Regions from separate parts of the Homo sapiens genome. Here region 2 is linked to region 1. Evidence: chromatin contacts called from ENCODE Hi-C or POLR2A ChIA-PET data. All regions are on one chromosome and are shown on one strand. The core of a region is the stretch at or near the end of the contact, and the rest is flanking DNA. Distances in the headings are between cores, read along the strand shown.

Evidence for each region. A loop is a pair of places that touch in the nucleus more often than their neighbours do. ChIA-PET counts read pairs that join two places held with the same protein, here RNA polymerase II (POLR2A). Pooled maps may share reads with other maps.
Region 2: POLR2A ChIA-PET joins it to region 1 with 10 read pairs in activated CD4-positive, alpha-beta T cell. The contact joins two enhancer-like sites. A Hi-C loop is called at or near these places in 6 of 50 pooled maps. POLR2A ChIA-PET finds 5 or more read pairs at or near these places in 2 of 52 experiments (activated CD4-positive, alpha-beta T cell and activated T-cell).

What each region holds. Positions count from the first base shown.
Region 1 is chr11:118,006,345-118,009,737 of GRCh38, reverse strand. SMIM35 (small integral membrane protein 35) reads left to right here. Exons shown (of 5, transcript NM_001394165.1): 5 at 3,362-3,393. Among named protein-coding and RNA genes, the nearest start is that of IL10RA, 22 kb to the right of the region's middle. Within about 2 kb of position 1,522, at least 11 of the 41 ENCODE cell types and tissues checked have a DNase peak (open chromatin) inside an H3K27ac peak, as active enhancers do.
Region 2 is chr11:118,364,793-118,367,864 of GRCh38, reverse strand. UBE4A (ubiquitination factor E4A) reads right to left here. Exons shown (of 20, transcript NM_001204077.2): 2 at 2,664-2,825. The coding sequence starts at 2,784. Among named protein-coding and RNA genes, the nearest start is that of UBE4A, 6.7 kb to the right of the region's middle. Within about 2 kb of position 1,389, at least 2 of the 41 ENCODE cell types and tissues checked have a DNase peak (open chromatin) inside an H3K27ac peak, as active enhancers do.

The DNA.
Region 1 (3,393 bases), core at 273-2,772:
TTTTTTTTTTTTAAAGCGTCTGCATTCTCAGTTCTTAGCGTATAGCCTGGTCCATAGTAGGTGCTCAGTAAACAATTAAAAGATGCAAGTACAAAGTGTCAATATATCTTTCTAATTTAGGAGATGGCAGTTGAAAGGTGATGGCTGCAGTTCCCTAGTGGTCTAGGATTCTAAGCATTACTTAGCCTTTCCTTGACTCTGCGTGTGTCTGACCAGGTTCCAAGTCTGGCCCATTCCCAACCAACTTTACCTGTAGGGTGAAACGCTAACATTTGCTGAGCACATATCAGTGCAGGGCAGAGGCTTATGATGCGCGTCTTCATCCTCACAGCCTCACAGGTGAGGGAACAGAGGCCCAGAGTGCCGTGAAGTGATTTGTTCAAGGCCAAGCAAGAATCTATTTTCTTTATAGTCCTTTGTCACCCACTTCTAGCCTCAGTCCAAACTGGCAGCTATCCTAACATCCTTGGCCCCCAAGAACATACTCCTCCCTCCAGATGGTCTCTAATCTCTTTTTGGGGTCTCCTTGTGTGGTGAGAAGGGCGCTCAGGAGCCCAGTCCTCCCCAGGCCCCATCCTCAGCTCTGAGCTTCCCACTGACCCACTCCTCTTTCTTCCTTTTGTTTTTTTAGAACTTCCTTGACCTCCAAATCACCAAATTCTGCCCATTCTTCATGCCAGCTCAAATTTCCCTTCTCCAGGGAGACTTCTGTAAGACCCATGGATCTTGTGCTCTGCTGATTTTAAATACAGATAGTCTCAGGCCCCCATAACTTTATTATTGATTATTTCTTTGCATTCATTTATTCACGCTGCTTCCATAACATGCCAGGAACTATGCTAGGCACCATGGGGGCATCCAGTCTCCCTGAAATTAACCTTGCTTTCTCCTATTTGATGGGCATTTCTTGCAGGCAGAATCAGGTTTTAAACCTCTTCTGAGTTCTCCACGGTACTTTGCATGGCTCTGGCCATAGCCAGGAACTTCTCAGGAAATTGTGTTGAAATCTCTCTTCAGAACATCTTGGGCATTGCTTCATCCCTGGTGCAATCCTAGGTGCTCTGAAAACCAAAACTTTTGATCTCTCCCCATCCTTGACTACATTCAACCTTGTGCTCATGATCAGTTACATTTCTGAGAGAGAGCACACAGATGACGATTTTTCTATCTTAAAGGATAACCTAAGGAATGATCAAAACCGTGACAAGGCTGGCAGGTGAAGAGGGAGCTTTTCTCTCCTCTAGGTTCTTCTTCAAATCTTAATGGTCTTGTCCCATGCCAGTGGCATTGGAGGGGGCCTGGTGCCAGGAGCCAGGAGGCCAGAGTCTCTGGTGCTCCACTCTCTGCTCCAGGGGTCTGAGAAACTCAAAGTGGGAGCAGATGGGAGGATCATTATTATATTTCTAAAAACTGCTTAGTGATCTAAAACCATCTAGAAGCCGTGATATTTAAACAGATCTGGTACAAAACAGGAAGCCAGTGGCCTGGTGAATTCTCACACTTGGAGACCAGAAGTGAAAATGTTCTGCCTGCCCAGAGTAGCAGCAGGCCAGCAAAACAACAGGTGTGGCCGGGCACGGTGGCTCACGCCTGTAATCCTAGCACTTTGGGAAGCCAAGGCGGGTGGATCACTTGAGGTCAGGAGTTCAAGATCAGCCTGGCCAACATAGTGAAAACCCATCTCTGCTAAAACTACAAAAATTAGCCGAGCGTGGTGGCTCGTGCCTATAATCCTAGCTACTAGGGAGGCTGAGGCAAGGGAATTGCTTGAATCTGGGAGGCAGATGTTGCAGAGAGCTGAGATTGTGCCACTGGACTCCAGCCTGGAGACAGAGCAAGACTGTCAAAAGAAAAAAAAAAAAAGAAAGCAAGAAGTTGAAAAACAAATCAAGAAAAAACAGGTTGGGCAGTGCTGGAAGTGAGTTTTTATCTGCAGAGCTATTGGGTTGGTCTACTCCTCCCTAATCAGGAGGATGCGGTTTCTCATGATAAGCAGAGAACCACTGGGGGGATGATGGTGAGCAGTATAAGAAGTCACATCTTCGGCCGGGCACAGTGGCTCACACCTATAATCCCAGCACTTTGGGAGGCCAAGGCGGGTGGATCACAAGGTCAAGAGTTTGAGACCATCCTGGCCAACATGGTGAAACCCTGTCTCTACTAAAAATACAAAAGTTAGCTGGGCATGGTGGTGCCTGACTGTAGCCCCCACTATTTGGGAGGCTGAGGCAGGGGAATCTCTTGAACCCAGGAGGCAGAGGTTGCAGTGAGCCAAGATTGCACCACTGCACTCCAGCCTGGCAACAGAGCGAGTCTCAGTCTCAAAAAAAAAAAGAAGTTACATCTTCTATTCTAGTCCCATTTCCTCCCCTTGTAGCTGGTGAGCGCAAGCTCTCTGAGCCCCTGATGCTGTGTTTGTTTGTATAAGGCTGCCATTGGACCTGAGGACTCTGAGGTCCCTTCCAGCTGGGAGGCTATTTCAGAGCTCAGGTAACTCGGAATAATCCTTTTTCACCCACTTCTAGCCTCAGTCCAAACTGGCAGCTACTCTGACATCTTTGGCCCCCAAGAACCTACTTCTCCCTCCAGATGGACTCTAATCAGTTCCACAGTGCTGGGTGGGGGTGGGGAGTGGAGAAGGAGGTGGGTGGAGACACCCCTGTGTGTGTGTGCGTGTGCGTGTGTGTGTGTATGTACTACACAACTGAGCCAAGAAGGAGAAGGATCATGTCTGATGCCTTTTGTATTTCCAGAGGGCCTGCCCATGACAGAGGCTCAATGAATGTTTGCCCAAAGAGTGAATGCATGTTGAATGTTTTCATGGTCCTTTGCCTTGTCTCTTGACCACATCCCCTTGCCTTCCCATTTGGTCTATAGCCCTGAGTTCCTACAACACCCAAGAGTTGTAGGGTGAAAATTGCAGGGAAGGGATCCAGCATGATATGACTCAGCTAGGAAGATGACAAGCCTGAAGATAAAATTTAAAATAATAGATATATACAGGCTGCTTTTCTTTAGGCTCAGTCTAAATGCCTCCCAAGTATCTGTTCAGCCACAAGCTACCATCACCACTGTTGCCTTCTCATGTTTGGATACTATGCTTCTTCAAGTTCCTTACCACGAATGGAAGAAATTCATTCATCCATGCACTCATTTATTCATCAAAATTTATTGAGTATTGAGCACCCATTGCGATGTGTTAGGCATTGATTGGGTGCAAAGGACACAGAGAGAAATCAGAGGGGTTTTTGCTGCCCAGGAGCCTACAGTCAGTACTGCATGTAGCACACTCAGGGGTAGCAATGTGCCCAGGGCACTAATTAAAGAAGTCAACTTGAAGACTACTGTGTCCATTTCACAGATGAGAAGACTGAGGCCCAGAACTGACATGAC
Region 2 (3,072 bases), core at 140-2,639, 360 kb before region 1:
AGGATAAATTCACAGTAGCAGAACTGCTGGATCAAAGAGCTTGAACATTTAAAAAGTTAACATTTACTGCCTGGCACGGTGGCTCACACCTGTAATCCCAGCACTTTGGGAGGCTGAGGCAGGCGGATCACGAGGTCAGGAGATTGAGACCATCCTGGCTAACATGGTGAAACCCCATCCCTACTAATACAAAAAATTAGCCAGGCGTGGTGGCACACACCTGTAGTCCCAGCTACTCGGGAGGCTGAGGCAGGAGAATTGCTTAAACCCGGGAGGCAGAGGTTGCACTGCACTCCAGCCTCGGTGACAGAGCAAGACTTCGTCTCAAAAAAAAAAAAAAAAAAAAGTTAACATTTACTACCAAGTTACCCTCAAAGAGACTGTCTGATTTACATGCAAACCCAACAGTATATGAGAGAGTGCCTGTTTGAATCTTCACAAATTTCATAGGTAAAAAAACAATTTAATGGTTGTTTTAATTGGCACTTCTCTAATGATTGATGAGAATAAATTTTTTAATCATTTGGTTATAAGTTGCATGTCACATCTTTTGTACCTTTTTATTCTTTCTTGTTATTTTTTTCTTATTGATGAAATTCCTTCGATTTTTTTTTTTTTAAACTTCTGTCCTCAAAATCTGCTCCCATCCTTTGATTTTTTTTTTTGAGATGGACTCTCACTCTGTCGCCCAGGCTGGAGTGCAGTGGTGTGATCTCGGCTCACCGCAACCTCTACCTCCCAGGTTCAAGTGATTCTCCTGCCTCAGCCAAGTAGCTGGGACTACAGGCGCCCACCACCACGCCCGGCTAATTTTTGTATTTTTAGTAGAGATGGGGTTTCACCATGTTGGCCAGGCTGGTCTCAAACTCCTGACCTCAGGTGATCCGCCCACCTTGGCCTCCCAGAGTGCTGGGATTATAGGCGCCTGTCATCATGCCCGACTAATTTTTGTGTTTTTAGTAGAGACGGGGTTTTGTCATGTTGGCCAGGCTGGTCTCGAACTCCTGACCTCCGGTGATCTGCCCACCTAGGCCTCCCAAGGAGCTGGGATTACAGGCGCGAGCCACTGCGCCCAGCCCCATCATTCATGTTGAATGACTACATAAAAGTAGTGTTATTCACTATATGCCACATATGAGTCTATATGTACTTTTCTCTATTGACAGAATGGCTAGTCTGAAAGTCCAGGTAAAACTCTCAAAGTAAGAGTTGTTTCAGTGTGGTGAGTATAAGCTCAACATAGGAAGCCAAAGGTTTTGGCAAAGTACTAATTGCTAGTGGAAACAGGTTGGACCTGGTGGCATGATAAACTCAGTGTAAACAAACTAGGATGATGAGGTGCCAAAATAGTAACAGAAGGGCATGTGCCTGCAATGCTCCCAACTCTAGCCAGATTTATGTCTGTTTATAGCCAGAAGGACAAGCGTTCTGTTGCTCAGCTGCTATACTGTTGAGTTTTTCTCTGACCTCCAATGGTGACAGAAGCTAAGAATCTGTTTAGCAAAATTTCCCTCAACCACATACTCATAAATCATACTTTCTCATTCCTTATTTTTCCTATTTTTCACTCTGCTTTTTCCCCTACAATCTTCTAAACCAGAGTTTCCCATTCTGGCCCCGTATCATAGAAATCTGGGAGAGATTTCAGAGACTGAAAATACCATGTTAAAAAAAATCAACATTGATTTTGTTTTTCCCTTGCATCAATCACTTATCTGTCTTGCCTTTACCTCTTTTTTCTTCAGCCCTTTCTAACTGAAAGGCCAAAAGTCAGCTATGCACCTGAGTGTTTTTTTTTTTTTTAAATAAACAAAATAAAGGGAAAATGCAAACACTTCTCCTTCTCTCAAAAGAAAAACACTATTATTCTTTTCGGAGAGAGGAGAAGGGGAGCAATTTCTGGTTTGAAAGATTGTGAATATCTTCAGAAGACTAACATATTTGAGAAAAATCCTAATTCTTCTAGTGTATATGTCTCCTTATAGGAGGAAGCTGGACTTGATCTTAAATTCGGTGCCTGAAAGAAAACCATTTTTTCTGATTACTGAGATGTTATTCTGATGTTTTTCATAGTAAGGCTAAGGATCAGATTTTTTAAAAAAGTCTGTCCTAACAGGACTAAGCTACAAATGATGCCACTCATCGGAACAGAAGAAGCACTTTGCTTGGGAGGGCCTTTGAAGTGCTGAGCTTAAGAACAAGTCTCATTTGCCTACAGGTCAAAAAGCTTTTATAGTTCTTCCTTTTACATCTGCTTTCTATAGCTGCACATGACTTGCTTTCTACACCTACACTTACCACCTCTGTGTCCCATGTTAAAAACATTTATTTAAATAGCTTTTACTAGGTGATTTTTTTTTTCTTTTAAAGAAAACAGCCTGACAGCTTTGGGATCACGACTGGCATCTGTTACTATGGAACCACCTGTTACCTGGTCTCTTTTTGTACAGTGGAGAGGACAGCGGAGGGGAGGGACTCACAACAAAACCAACAATAAAAGCAAACAAACAAAAAACCCCAATTTCTGCTCTCAACAAACAAACAAAAACCAACTTTTGTTCCAAACTTAAATTCCAATTGCAATTAAGGACTCAAAGAATACTTAATTTGGGAAGACCCCATTCTAGGTCATCTTATTTGCTGCTATTGGCTCCTCCACTTACCAGATTGTTGCTTCAGCTGCTCTTTTTGGATTGCCGCAAACTGTTTGGCATCAGCCAGGGAGCCAAAAAGAGCAGCAAAGGGGTTACTTGAGATGTTGTTGTTATTCTCCTGGTCTGTCATTTCACTTTAAGGTATCCTCCATCCAGACCTAGTGGGAGAGGCTGTTCAAAGGACAGGTATTAGACACAAGAGGGCAGATGACACAATAGCTGTAATATACCTGTGGTTGTTTCTTTTCCCATTTCTCAAATACAATACATTTTAAAATACTTTGGGTTAAGATTTTCCAATTCCTGTCCCCAAACTCAAGACATTTTTGGCAAAATGGTTACAAACCTACCAGCTGGACTCGGTGGCTTGATTTGTGGATAGCTGAAACTAAAAAGGCTAAAACGTTCAGCTGGAATG